4 separate regions of the Homo sapiens genome follow, and regions 1, 2 and 4 are each linked to region 3. The links are chromatin contacts, found by Hi-C or POLR2A ChIA-PET in ENCODE. All regions are on one chromosome and are shown on one strand. The core of a region is the stretch at or near the end of the contact, and the rest is flanking DNA. Distances in the headings are between cores, read along the strand shown. Region 1 has its middle 40 kb from the start of LINC01973. Region 2 has its middle 14 kb from the start of LINC01973. Region 3 has its middle 150 kb from the start of MIR4316. Region 4 overlaps LOC105371908 (a long non-coding RNA gene).

Region 1 (2,700 bases), core at 142-2,641, 300 kb before region 3:
TTTTCTTCCTTTCCCTTCGGTTCTCTCTCTCTCTCTCTCTCTCTTTTTTTTTTTTTTTTTTTTTTTTTTGTGAGATGGGGTCTCGCTCTGCCACCCAGGCTGGAGTGCAGTGGCACAATCTCGGCTCACTGCAACCTCCACCTCCTGGGTTGAAGTGATTCTCCCACCTCAGCCTCCTGAGTAGCTGGGATTACAGGGGTCCGTCACCACACCCAGCTAATTTTTGTGTTTTTAGTAGAGACGGGGTTTCGCCATGTTGGCCAGGCTGGTCTCGAACTCCTGACCTCAGTGATCTGCCCACATTGGCCTCCCAAAGTGCTGGGATTACAGGTGCGAGCCACCATGCTTGGCCTCCCTGGGTTTTTCTGAGTAATTTTATGAGGCAGTTTGCAGCAGTCTGGTGGGGAGAATGGCAAATACCCCCCAGTGCCGTTCACTGGACTTGCCCAGTGGAAGAGGGTGGGTGACCAGCACAGGGTGGTGGTCGGGGAAGCCTGACCCCGGTGACAAGCAAATGGCGAGTGGACAAGTAGAGAGAGCCTTTGGAGAAGCATGGGGAGGCAGGCCTGAGCTAGGGGGGACTAGCAGCGACACAGGCTCCAGCGGTCACGGAAGGCGGGCTGGTGGGTGTCCTATGCTCCGGGGCCGGCTCTGTGTTCATCAGTTGTGTGACCTGAAGTACAGGTTTTGTTTTTGTTGTTTTTGGTAAATCAAGGTGAAGCTCACAGCTCAAAATGAGCCGTTTTTAAGTGTACAATTCCTGGCATTTAGTATATTCAATGTTGTGCAGCCACTACTTCTGCAAGTTCCCAAACCTTGGCATCACCCAAGAGGAAACCTCGTACCCAGTGGCAGTCAGTCCTCCTTCCTCCTCCTCCAGCCCCTGGAAGCCACCAATCTGCGTTGTTTGCATGCATTGCCTCCTCTGAACAATTAATAAAAATGTAATCAGTACTTTGGGAGGCTGAGGCGGGCGGATCACCTGAGATCAGGAGTTCAAGACCAGCCTGGCCAACACGGTGAAGCCCCCTCTCTACTAAAACATACAAAAATTAGCTGGAGGTGGTGGCGAATGCCTGTAATCCCAGCTACTTGGGAGGCTCACGCAGAATGGCTTGAACCTGGGAGGCAGAGGTTGCAGTGAGCCGAGATCGTGCCGCTGCACTCCAGCCTGAGTGATAGAATGACACTGACTCCATCTCAAAAAAAAAAAAAAAAAAAATGCAATCAGGTTAAATGGGAGCTTTTGCCTGTGGCCTGTGGCCTCTCTCACTGAGCTTTATGTTCTTAGGCTTCATTCATCTAAGAGCTTCATTCCTCTTTAAGGAATCATATTCCGGTGTATGGATGGACCAAAATTCATTTGTCCATTCATTGTTTGATGGACATCTGGGTTGTTTCCACCTTTTGGCTGGCATGAATAATGCTGCTATGAACGTGTGTGCACATGTATTTGTTTGAGTGTCTATTTTCAGGTTTTTCTGGCTATATTCATAGGAGTGGAATTGTGGATTATATAGCAATTTTATGATTAACTTTTTGAGGAATCACCAAATTGTTTTCCACAGTGGCTGAAACATTTTACATTTCCACCAGCAATGTGTAAGTGTTCTAATTTCTCTATAACCTCACCAACGCTTATTTTCAGTTTTAAAACAAAATTATAGCTGTTGTCGAGCGTGTGAAGTGGCACCTCAACCTCATTGTGGTTTTGATTTGCATTTGCCTGATGACTAATGCTGGTGAGCGTCTTTTCGTGGGCTTCTTGGCCACTGGTATGTCTTCTCTGGAGAAATGTCTACTTACGTCCTTTGCTTGCCCCTTTTTTGATCAGATTCCCAGGCAGGTTTTTTTTTTTTTTTTTTGAGACAGTCTCACTTTGTCACCCAGGCTGGAGTGCAGTGGTGCGATCTCAGCTCACTGCAACCTCCGCCTCCTGGGTTCAAGCAATTCTCGTGCCTCAGCCTCCCAAGTAGCCAGGACTACAGGCATGTGCCACCACAGCTGGCTAATTTTTGTATTTTTTGGTAGAGACGGGGTTTCACCATGTTGGCCAGGCTAGTCTCAAACTCCCAACCTCAAGTGATCTGCCCGCCTTGGCCTCCCAAAGTGCTGGGATTACAAGCATGAGCCACCGTGCCTGGCCCCGAGGGAGAGTTTTAAGCCTCTTTGAGCCTCAATTTTCTCATCTATAAAATGGGGATCATGATAGCGCCTCCTTGGTGGAAGGTGGCCAACCCTCCTGGTTTGCCTGAGATTATCCCAGTTTTTGCAATAGAAGTCTCTTGTCCCAGGAAGCCCCTCAGGCCTGGGCCATCTGGGACAGTTGGTAACCCTACATGGGATTGTCGAGAGGCTGAACCAATAGGGTGCATAGGAAACTCCTAGCACCGGGGACGGCCCAGAGTTCCTGCTCAGCCAATGTCAGCTCTTATTCATTGTAATCCTCTTAGACACATGTGCATGGTAGAGACCTCTGACATGTAAAAATGCAAAGGCAGAAATAAAAATCATCAATAGCCGACCACATGTGGGAAACATTTTGGAAGGTTTTAGTTTTCTTAGGTGATAGAACACTGAATGTGTTAATATAGAGAGGGGGAAGAGGCAGGAACAGCAGTGACTATTTAATGACTCATATTTATTGAATGCTTATTATGTAGCAGCCATGGAAGGGGGAAGTTGGAGGCACAGGATAAA
Region 2 (2,700 bases), core at 102-2,601, 330 kb before region 3:
TTTCTAATGTTATTTATGTTTACAGGATCAGAAAATCCAATGCTGGATTTTCATTTGTAGTAGCGACATGAACTTGTCTTTTAAAAATCAATGTTATTATTATTATTTTTTTCTTTTGAGACAGAGTCTCCCTTTGTCACCTAGGCTGGAGGGCAGTGGCAGGATCTCAGCTCACTTCAACCTCCACCTCCCAGGTTCAAGTGATTCTTGTGGCTCAGCCTCCCAAGTAGCTGGGACTACAGGCGAGCACCACCACACCTGGCTAATTTTTGTATTTTTGGTAGAGACGGGGTTTGGCCGTATTAACCAGGCTGGTCTTGAACCCCTGACCTCAAGTGATCCACCTGCCTTGGCCTCCCAAAGTGCTGGGATTATAGGCCACCATACCCAGACTGAAAATAAACGTTACTTCAAAAGTGAGTAGGTTCATGGTCAGGAGGGGTGGCTCATACCTGTAATCCCAGCACTTTGGGAGACTGAGGTAGGCGGATTGCTTTTGAGCCCAGGAGTTTGAGACCAGCCTGGGGAACATGGTGAAACTTGTCTCTACAAAAAAAACAAAACAAAACAAAACAAAAACTAGGTGGGCATGGCGGTATGCACCTGTAGTCCCAGGTACTTTGGAGGCTGAGGTGGGAGGATCACTTGAGCTCAGAGGCAGAGGCTGCAGTGAGCCGTGATTGCACCACTGCACTCCAGCCTGGGTGACACAGCAAGACCCTGTCTCAAAAAATAAAAAGCCCTACATGGGTAGGTATTTTTGTCCATTTGGTTTACTACCTATGTCTAACGCCAGAGTGATGCCTGGCACATATATTAGGTCCTCAATAAAAATGTGTTGAATAAATGACTATACCTAATACATACACACACAATATTATACATCATAGTCCAGGGTGGGCACAACGCTGGCAAAAATCACCAAGCTGGAGGGCCAATGCCTGAGAAACCCAGCCCAGGGGCTGCCGGACAGATCCGAGGCGGACACCCAGCCTCACTGCTCGTTCACTCTGACTTTGGCCAATTTCTTACCTTCTCTACACCTCAGCTTCCTCATCTGAAAAACGGGGTTGCTGGGAGAGTGCAATGCGCTGTTGTGCAACACACTCAACGAAGCTCAGCTACTGTCATTATTACCATCCTCAGCCACTGCAGGGAGGACCACAGAGGGGAGCTAAATGCAAATAAGGGCTTGGGAGAGCCCTGTGATGCAGCTTTTTGGGGGAGGCTGGGCACCCCGGCCTGAGGCTGGCAGGGGTGTGGCTCTGTGTTCAGCACCCATGATGGGAAGTGACAGTGTCCTGCCTTTGCTCCGTGCTGTGCCGTTCACAAACTTGCTTTCACATCCCTTTTTCTCACCTGATCTGCCCACAGCCTGGCGGGGCCGGCAGAGCTAAAACTGTGAATTGCATTTGACGGGGGAGAACACCTGAGGTGGAGGAGAGGTTAAGGGGCTCGTCTGAGTTCACACAGCAGGTCAGTGCCGGAGCATGGATTGGTGAGTTGGGAATCACCATGGCCTCGTGGTCTCAAATAAAACATCCCTTTGCTTGTGTGTGGGTTTGTGAAGCTGCCTGCCCGGTAACCTCCCCTGGGCTAGGTCTGCAGAATGAGGTTCCACTGGGGCACTTCAGCTGCCTCATTCTGCAGAGTTCTTGCTCCGGATTCTGAAGCATCTGCAAAGGAGACACGTCGCCTGGGTCTTGAGAAGACAGAACTGTTTGCCCCACGCTGGGAACTACTGGGGAAGGGGAAGGGCACATGAGGCTTGGCCAGAGTGCCTGGAGGCTGGCTTAGGGCCAGCTGCATGATCCTTGCATGAAGGAGGAGGAACGGCCCTCTTCATATGCCATCACCTAAGGCCACCTCCCATCCTCTGCCTGGGACACTGGCTCCTGGAAAATGCTCTTTCCTCCTGGTGCCACAGCCCCAGCGAGCTCGACGCAGCTCCCCTTCCACAGACACAGAACTCTCCAAACTCCCAGTGGTTTGGGAAGAACAGCCACCACATCCCAAGCCCAGCACCACCTTTTGGGATGTGATATGTCAAAGTAGTAAGATGATGAAGTGTCCTGTGCCGGCCCATCAGAGCCTTAGCGACAGATATGGGCCCAGAGTGCCTTGGAGAGCCAGAGCCTCTGCAGTGACGTGGAATTTATTATACTTTCCATCCATCGCTTGGCAGCCTTCTCCCAGCTCTTTTCTCTTGAAAAATGGTTCCTGCCAATCTTGCTGTTTACTTAAGTGGTTATTAAGTATTTTTCCCGCTGCTGGTCTGGGTACTTCTTGATAAACATTATCTATTTAAGAAGAACTTTTAGGGAGAGCTCCACTCTGCCCCTACACACACACACACACACACACACACACACACACACACACACACACGTGTATGCACACACACGTATGTGCATACAGACGCACATGCGCGTGTACACACACACACACACACACACACACACACAGAGTCTGGGCATGAGAGTCCGGGTCCCAAAGCTTCCTCCCCAAGCCGGCTGGGGTCAGGCCACCACCGAATGTATCACTTGACCTGACGTGACAGCCTGGTTTCCTCTTCGCCCCTCTGGCCAGCCTCCTCTGGGCATTGGAGGTGGCTCCAGCTTTGAGCTGCACGCAGCTACCAGTTGTGCCTCCCAAGGCATCCCAGGGCCACTCTGCTAAGAGCATCTGCTTGGCTTTGCC
Region 3 (2,700 bases), core at 1-2,500:
TTGCTGTGGACTAATTCTCATTTCAACATGTGGCTGTCATTTCCCTGTCATCATGGCTGATTTACAACAGGGTTTAATTAAATTCTCTGTACATTATTCAGCATTCTCCAAAGACAACACCAGAGAGGCCCGGGGTATTTAAAATGTCACCTGCTGAGACATATCACCTCTTCCTAAATAAATATGACAGTGATCAAACTTTGGCTAATTACAGTGACTTAGTTATTTGTTTGTATGTTTTAATATTTAATTGCTTTCATGTTCATCCAATTACTGAGCCACAGCAAATAGAAATTAACTTTTTATCAGCGTGACTCAGCCCAGCTCATAAGCACTCCAAAGCCTCAATACAATAGGAACTGCCCAAGCTGAGGATCACAGCCATGTTCTCAGCTCAGTGGACGGGGCCATTAAATTAAGGGAGAATCCTCACGGCTCCATCCCCGTTCCCAGCCTGCATGGGGCTGCGGGCCCAGCTTCCAGGAGCATCTAACTCAAAGCCAAGCAGCTGAGCGAAGGAACGCAGGCAGGGCTTCTAATTCCACACTGACACCCGATGGCCACTCTGTGCAACTGCCCCGGGTCCTTCAGATACTTAAGATTCCTGGGGAGATGAATAGGAACTCCTGGGTACACAGAAGTGAGAGTTTTTGAGTTCCCATATCAGTAACCTAAGTTTCTCCTCACCAGGGAGGCTCTTTCTTGATGGTCCTCCAGCTTTGAGGGCCATCTGCTCCTCTGGAGACGTCCTGGCTCCTTCTGCCAAGCTTCCTGGGACAAAGGGGACACCTGAGGGCTGGTTGAGTGCCTGCTGTTTTTAGAAACGGGAGCCAGGATAGGAACACAGCCCATCACCACCCGTCTTCTGATCAAATGCATTAGCCAGTCCTCAAAATCGTCCACCACGCCCTTGAAAGCCAATTCCTCTGATGTTATCTTAAAAGCTCCCCCTGGCTCTCTTTCCCACCCATCGTTCCAATACATCATTGACATCTTGACATCCACTCTTCTCCCAAGGCTAGCCTGGGCATGGAAGAATTTCTGCAGAATTTTAGAAATAAAAAAAAGAGGAAGAAGTAAGCCTTTCTGGGAAGCTTCAGCAATTCCAAATGGGATAAGCAAGTTCTACCTCCAGCCTAATCCCACAGCCTCATGGGATGTTGGCTTAAAATGTTCAACTTTCCAAAAATAAAAAATAATCTTTCCACGCACTTAACATCTTATCTCTCCTGCTCAGCTGTAAGCTCCTTAAGTGGGGGTGGGGAGGCTCAGAAACCAGAAGAGAGGCAGCTGGGGTAAGAGCTGCAGAAAATGCTGGCTGACCAGCTCTCTGTGGAAGGGGCCATGCCTGGCCTTTGTTGTTGTTGTTTTTAATAAGTACTTAAAACAAGTTAATAATATTTATATAAAGTAATATTTCTCCTATGATTCACTTTCAATTTATTTTAGAAAAAAATATATAAGTGTACCCAAAATTCCAAATCAATTTAAAGTAAGAACTCTCAGTTTTTGTCTAATACATCTTATTTTATCTTATTTTGAGACAGAGTCTTGCTCTGTCGCCCAGGCTGGAGTGCAGTGGCTCAATCTCGGCTCACTGCAACCTCCCCTTCCCGGGTTCAAGCGATTCTCCCCCTCAGCCTCCCAAGTAGTTGGGACTACAGGCACGAGCCACCATGCCCGGCTAATTTTTGTATTTTTAGTAGAGACAGGGTTTCACCATGTTGGCCAGGCTGGTCTCAAACTCCTGATCTCAAGTGATCCGCCCGCCTCGGCCTCCCCAAGTGCTGGAATTACAGGCGTGAACCACCACACCCGACCCAATAAATACTTTAACGTCCAAAAAAAATTAAAAATGGTTGGAAGAGTGTTTCTTGATAAATATCAACATTTCTTCAACGTAGTTGCCTGGTCTTTGTAAGGAGTGTGGCTCACTCGGGGCAGCCGGGGGTCCTACAAGGAAATGCATTCATTCATTGAGCAAACAACCTCTACCGTGCGCTAGTGCACTAGGTATGGATTTAGTGATGATAGAAACAACCACCACAGGAAGAGACAAGGTCCCTGTCCTTGTGGCGCTGAAGCTGGAAGGAAACTCACAGATAATTCCGAGTGGGTGAGCTGAGGTGTGGGGAGGAGACGCGGAGACCGCAGGGGCGACCTGCCTGGTCTGAGGAGCTGGGAAAGGCTTGCCTGGGGAGGCCGCATGTGAGCTGACAGCTGAAGACAGACAAAGAGCCTTTTTCAATTAACAAAGAGGAAGAGGCCTCGCGGAAGATTTTTCCTGGGGGCTCAGAGTTTATGCAAATTAACCCAGCCCAGAACGAGGAATTCTAATTGGCCCCAGCAGGTGCCTCCTCGGCAGGGTCGTCCTGCAGTTGGGCACCTGTGTGAACGTCTCCATCAGGGTCCCCGAGGCCAGCACTGGCTGTCAGACCCAGTCTCCTCAGACCCGGAGATTTTTACCTGAAATTCACATTGAGTCTTCACTCCCCGTTCCTTTCGAACTAACTCCCCCTGACAGGCAAGTCCTTATAGAAAGCGACAAAGCTTCCAGTCCTGTGGCTTGGCTGAGAACGACTGAGAAACCAGGATGGGAAGAGGCCAAAGAGGACACAGTGGACTGAGCTGGGCTGGGCATCGGGGAAGGCTGGACCTCAGGGTCGTCAGGTCCCTGCAACGCGGGGCTGGCTCCGACGG
Region 4 (2,700 bases), core at 127-2,626, 280 kb before region 3:
TCCTTGTCACTTATTGTTAATCTGCTCACCAGTGTCCACTCCCCTTTGGACTCTGAGCCCCCCACAGAGGCAGAAAGTGGTGTCGGAAGCATCTCTGCTTTCCTAGTGTCTAGCAGGGCCTGGCCCTCAGGGCCACTGGTTGAGTGGAATCGAGCAACCTCAATCCTTCCCCACTCCTGCTGTCCCTTCGTCCCTCAAGGAGGCTCCTACTCGTCTGTCAATTTGCAGACATCTGGAGTCCACCTGCGGTTTATTACAGGGCTTGGGTCTCTCCTGCCATCTCCCGCTAGATGACCATCTCTCTTGTGGCCTGAGTCCTCTGGCCACTTCTCCACTCAAATATTTGGTCATGGGTGAGGTCAAAAACCAAGATGCAATTTTTGCTCTGTAGAAGGGACGTGTTCTAACCAAGTTGGCTGAAAAGTGATTTTCTGCAAAGTAGAATAATTGGACGAGTGTTCCCACGGCAACAGTGCCTTTTCTGGAAACCGTTTGGGGTGAGGCAGGGCCTGGCAGAAATTGTGATGCCACCTGCCTAACAGGCCACACTGCCTCCATGCCCTTTCCTGGCTCCGGGGCACCCTTTACGGCCCTCCCCTTGCTTCCTTAGGCCCCAGAGATCATTTCCATGCAATGCTGGAAGAGGTCCTGAGTGCACATACAGTTCCCAGAATCTGTCCTCTGCCCCCTCCACTAACAGAAAATAGGATTTTTTTTGAGACAGACTCTCCCTCTGTTGCACAGTCTGGAGTGCAGTGGCGTCATCTCGGCTCACTGCGACCTCAGCCTCCCGAGTTCAAGCAATTCTTATGCCTCAGCCTCCGGAGTAGCTGAGATTACAGGTGCCTGCCACCATGCCTGGCTAATTTTTGTATTTTTAGTAGAAACAGGGTTTCACCATGTTGTCCAGGCTGGTCTTGAACTCCTGACCTCCGGTGATCCACCCACCTCAGCCTCCCAAAGGGCTGGGATTACAGGTTTGAGCCACCACAACTGGCCAGAAAATATGATTTTTAATCATAGTATTTTACAGTGCCTGCATTAACAGTGTACAGGGTGCTTTCATAAGGGCTGCCATGGAATTCTCCGAAAACGACCTGGGAAGCTTTATGACATGAAAATGCCCATTTGACAGAGGCGGGAACCGAGGCTTGCAGTGATGAAGGGACTGGGAGCGCAGAGGCCAGAGGTGTGGCAATGCCAGGTGGGTGCGGCCCCAATCTCTCCTGAGCACAGGGCACAGGGCACTCTCCTTACTTTGCTGGGAGGGGTGACCTTCCCTCGACCTCCTTTGTCCAGCTGGGGAATTCTGGTGACCACACCCTCCTGGCAGAGGTGGGAAGAGACAGGCTGCTCCCACGAGTGGGCAGTTCTTGGCTGTTGCTTCTCATCAGCTTCCCTGTGAGATTTCGTCAGCACCTCCTCCCTCTCCACTGCCGGAAGAATCCAGGGCTACCAATAAAAATGACAATTGGGTGAGGAGGGCTCTAGCCCGTGCTTCACTGTTTGTCCTTTGGTCCGGGAAGGGGTCTGAGCAAGAGGCACCGTCTTGCCTGTTCGGAAGGGTCTGAGTGTATGTGTGCAAGGATGTGTGAATACATGCGTGAGGGTGTGTGTGTGAGTGTGAGTGGAGGAGCGGGGGGGCTGGGGTGTCTCCAGAGGGCAGCAGCGCATGGGCCTTGGGGTCTCTGGGATCCCCCTCTCGAGGCCCGCATTTGGTGTGGAGAGAGGAGATTAAGGGGAGGCGTGCGCCTCCAGGGAAGTGGCCGGGCACTTCATTTCCCTCTGACAGCTCATCGGTATTGAGGTCACACCGTTTCTCAGGTCAGGATGGAGATTGGGTCTCACAGCCACACACTCCCATCCCAAGATCTCTTCCCACCTGAGGTCCTAGATTCCCCAGCACAGACACAAACCGTCCATGCTGTGGATGGTTTCATCCAAATTCACGACCCACAGATGAGCATCATAAAATGGCCATTTGACACCACCAAGTTGGGGGCTGTTATTTGTGCAGCAAAAGATAACTGGGGCACATCTGCACCTGTGTCTCTAGGGCAAGGCTTCCCCTGAGCCCCTGGCATGTGCACCTTACTGCCTACTGGATGCCGACTCTTCCCAGAATCCAAAAGCTCACAGAATCTTCCCCAAGTGCATCGGCCCAGAGCATCCAAGGTGAAGCCATTATCTTCTCATCCAAATCTGAAACCACTGGTGACCTGGACAAAATTGGACCAAGTGAGGCCCATGACCACCTGGCAGGAGGGCAGGTGCGGGCGAGATGGGTTTCCAGCTGTCCATGTATGTGCTTGCCCTGTTTTTTGTTTTTTTTTTTTGTTTGTTTGTTTTTGTTTTTTGAGACATGGTCTGGATCTATAGGCTAGGCTGGAATGCAGTGGGGCGATCTCGGCTCACTTCAACCTCCACCTCCTGGGCTGAAATGATCCTCCCACCTCAGCCTCCCAAGTAGCTGGGACTACAGGCGTATGCCACCATGTCTGGCTAATTTTTGTATTTTTTTTGTAGAGACGGGGCTTTGCTATGTTGCCCAGGCTTGTCTCAAACTACCGATCTCAAGTGATCCTCCTGCCTCGGCCTCCCAAAGTGCTGGGATTACAGGCATGAGCCACCATGCCCAGCTGCCCTGACTGTTATGACCAGGAGAGGACATCTGCTGGAGACCGGCCGAGGTGAAGTCTT

Evidence for each region. A loop is a pair of places that touch in the nucleus more often than their neighbours do. ChIA-PET counts read pairs that join two places held with the same protein, here RNA polymerase II (POLR2A). Pooled maps may share reads with other maps.
Region 1: a loop to region 3 is called in a pooled map, with 4 times the contacts of the local background. The contact joins two enhancer-like sites. A Hi-C loop is called at or near these places in 2 of 168 maps with a recorded cell type or tissue (aorta and chondrocyte) and 6 of 50 pooled maps. POLR2A ChIA-PET finds 5 or more read pairs at or near these places in 2 of 52 experiments (A673 and H1).
Region 2: a loop to region 3 is called in a pooled map, with 4 times the contacts of the local background. The contact joins two enhancer-like sites. A Hi-C loop is called at or near these places in 2 of 50 pooled maps. POLR2A ChIA-PET finds 5 or more read pairs at or near these places in 2 of 52 experiments (A673 and H1).
Region 4: a loop to region 3 is called in a map of heart right ventricle, with 2.8 times the contacts of the local background. The contact joins two enhancer-like sites. A Hi-C loop is called at or near these places in 10 of 168 maps with a recorded cell type or tissue (Right ventricle myocardium inferior, aorta, cardiac septum and 5 more) and 15 of 50 pooled maps. POLR2A ChIA-PET finds 5 or more read pairs at or near these places in 2 of 52 experiments (Panc1 and naive thymus-derived CD4-positive, alpha-beta T cell).

What each region holds. Positions count from the first base shown.
Region 1 is chr17:77,842,767-77,845,466 of GRCh38, reverse strand. No RefSeq gene overlaps it. Among named protein-coding and RNA genes, the nearest start is that of LINC01973, 40 kb to the left of the region's middle. RefSeq lists an enhancer at 1-12 and a silencer at 1,632-1,731. Within about 2 kb of position 1,391, at least 2 of the 41 ENCODE cell types and tissues checked have a DNase peak (open chromatin) inside an H3K27ac peak, as active enhancers do.
Region 2 is chr17:77,868,447-77,871,146 of GRCh38, reverse strand. No RefSeq gene overlaps it. Among named protein-coding and RNA genes, the nearest start is that of LINC01973, 14 kb to the left of the region's middle. RefSeq lists an enhancer at 1,476-1,565. Within about 2 kb of position 1,351, at least 8 of the 41 ENCODE cell types and tissues checked have a DNase peak (open chromatin) inside an H3K27ac peak, as active enhancers do.
Region 3 is chr17:77,540,740-77,543,439 of GRCh38, reverse strand. No RefSeq gene overlaps it. Among named protein-coding and RNA genes, the nearest start is that of MIR4316, 150 kb to the right of the region's middle. Within about 2 kb of position 1,250, at least 5 of the 41 ENCODE cell types and tissues checked have a DNase peak (open chromatin) inside an H3K27ac peak, as active enhancers do; they include heart right ventricle, where a contact is called at or near this core.
Region 4 is chr17:77,821,452-77,824,151 of GRCh38, reverse strand. All of the region lies in intron 1 of LOC105371908 (a long non-coding RNA gene), which reads left to right. Among named protein-coding and RNA genes, the nearest start is that of LINC01973, 61 kb to the left of the region's middle. Within about 2 kb of position 1,376, at least 4 of the 41 ENCODE cell types and tissues checked have a DNase peak (open chromatin) inside an H3K27ac peak, as active enhancers do; they include heart right ventricle, where a contact is called at or near this core.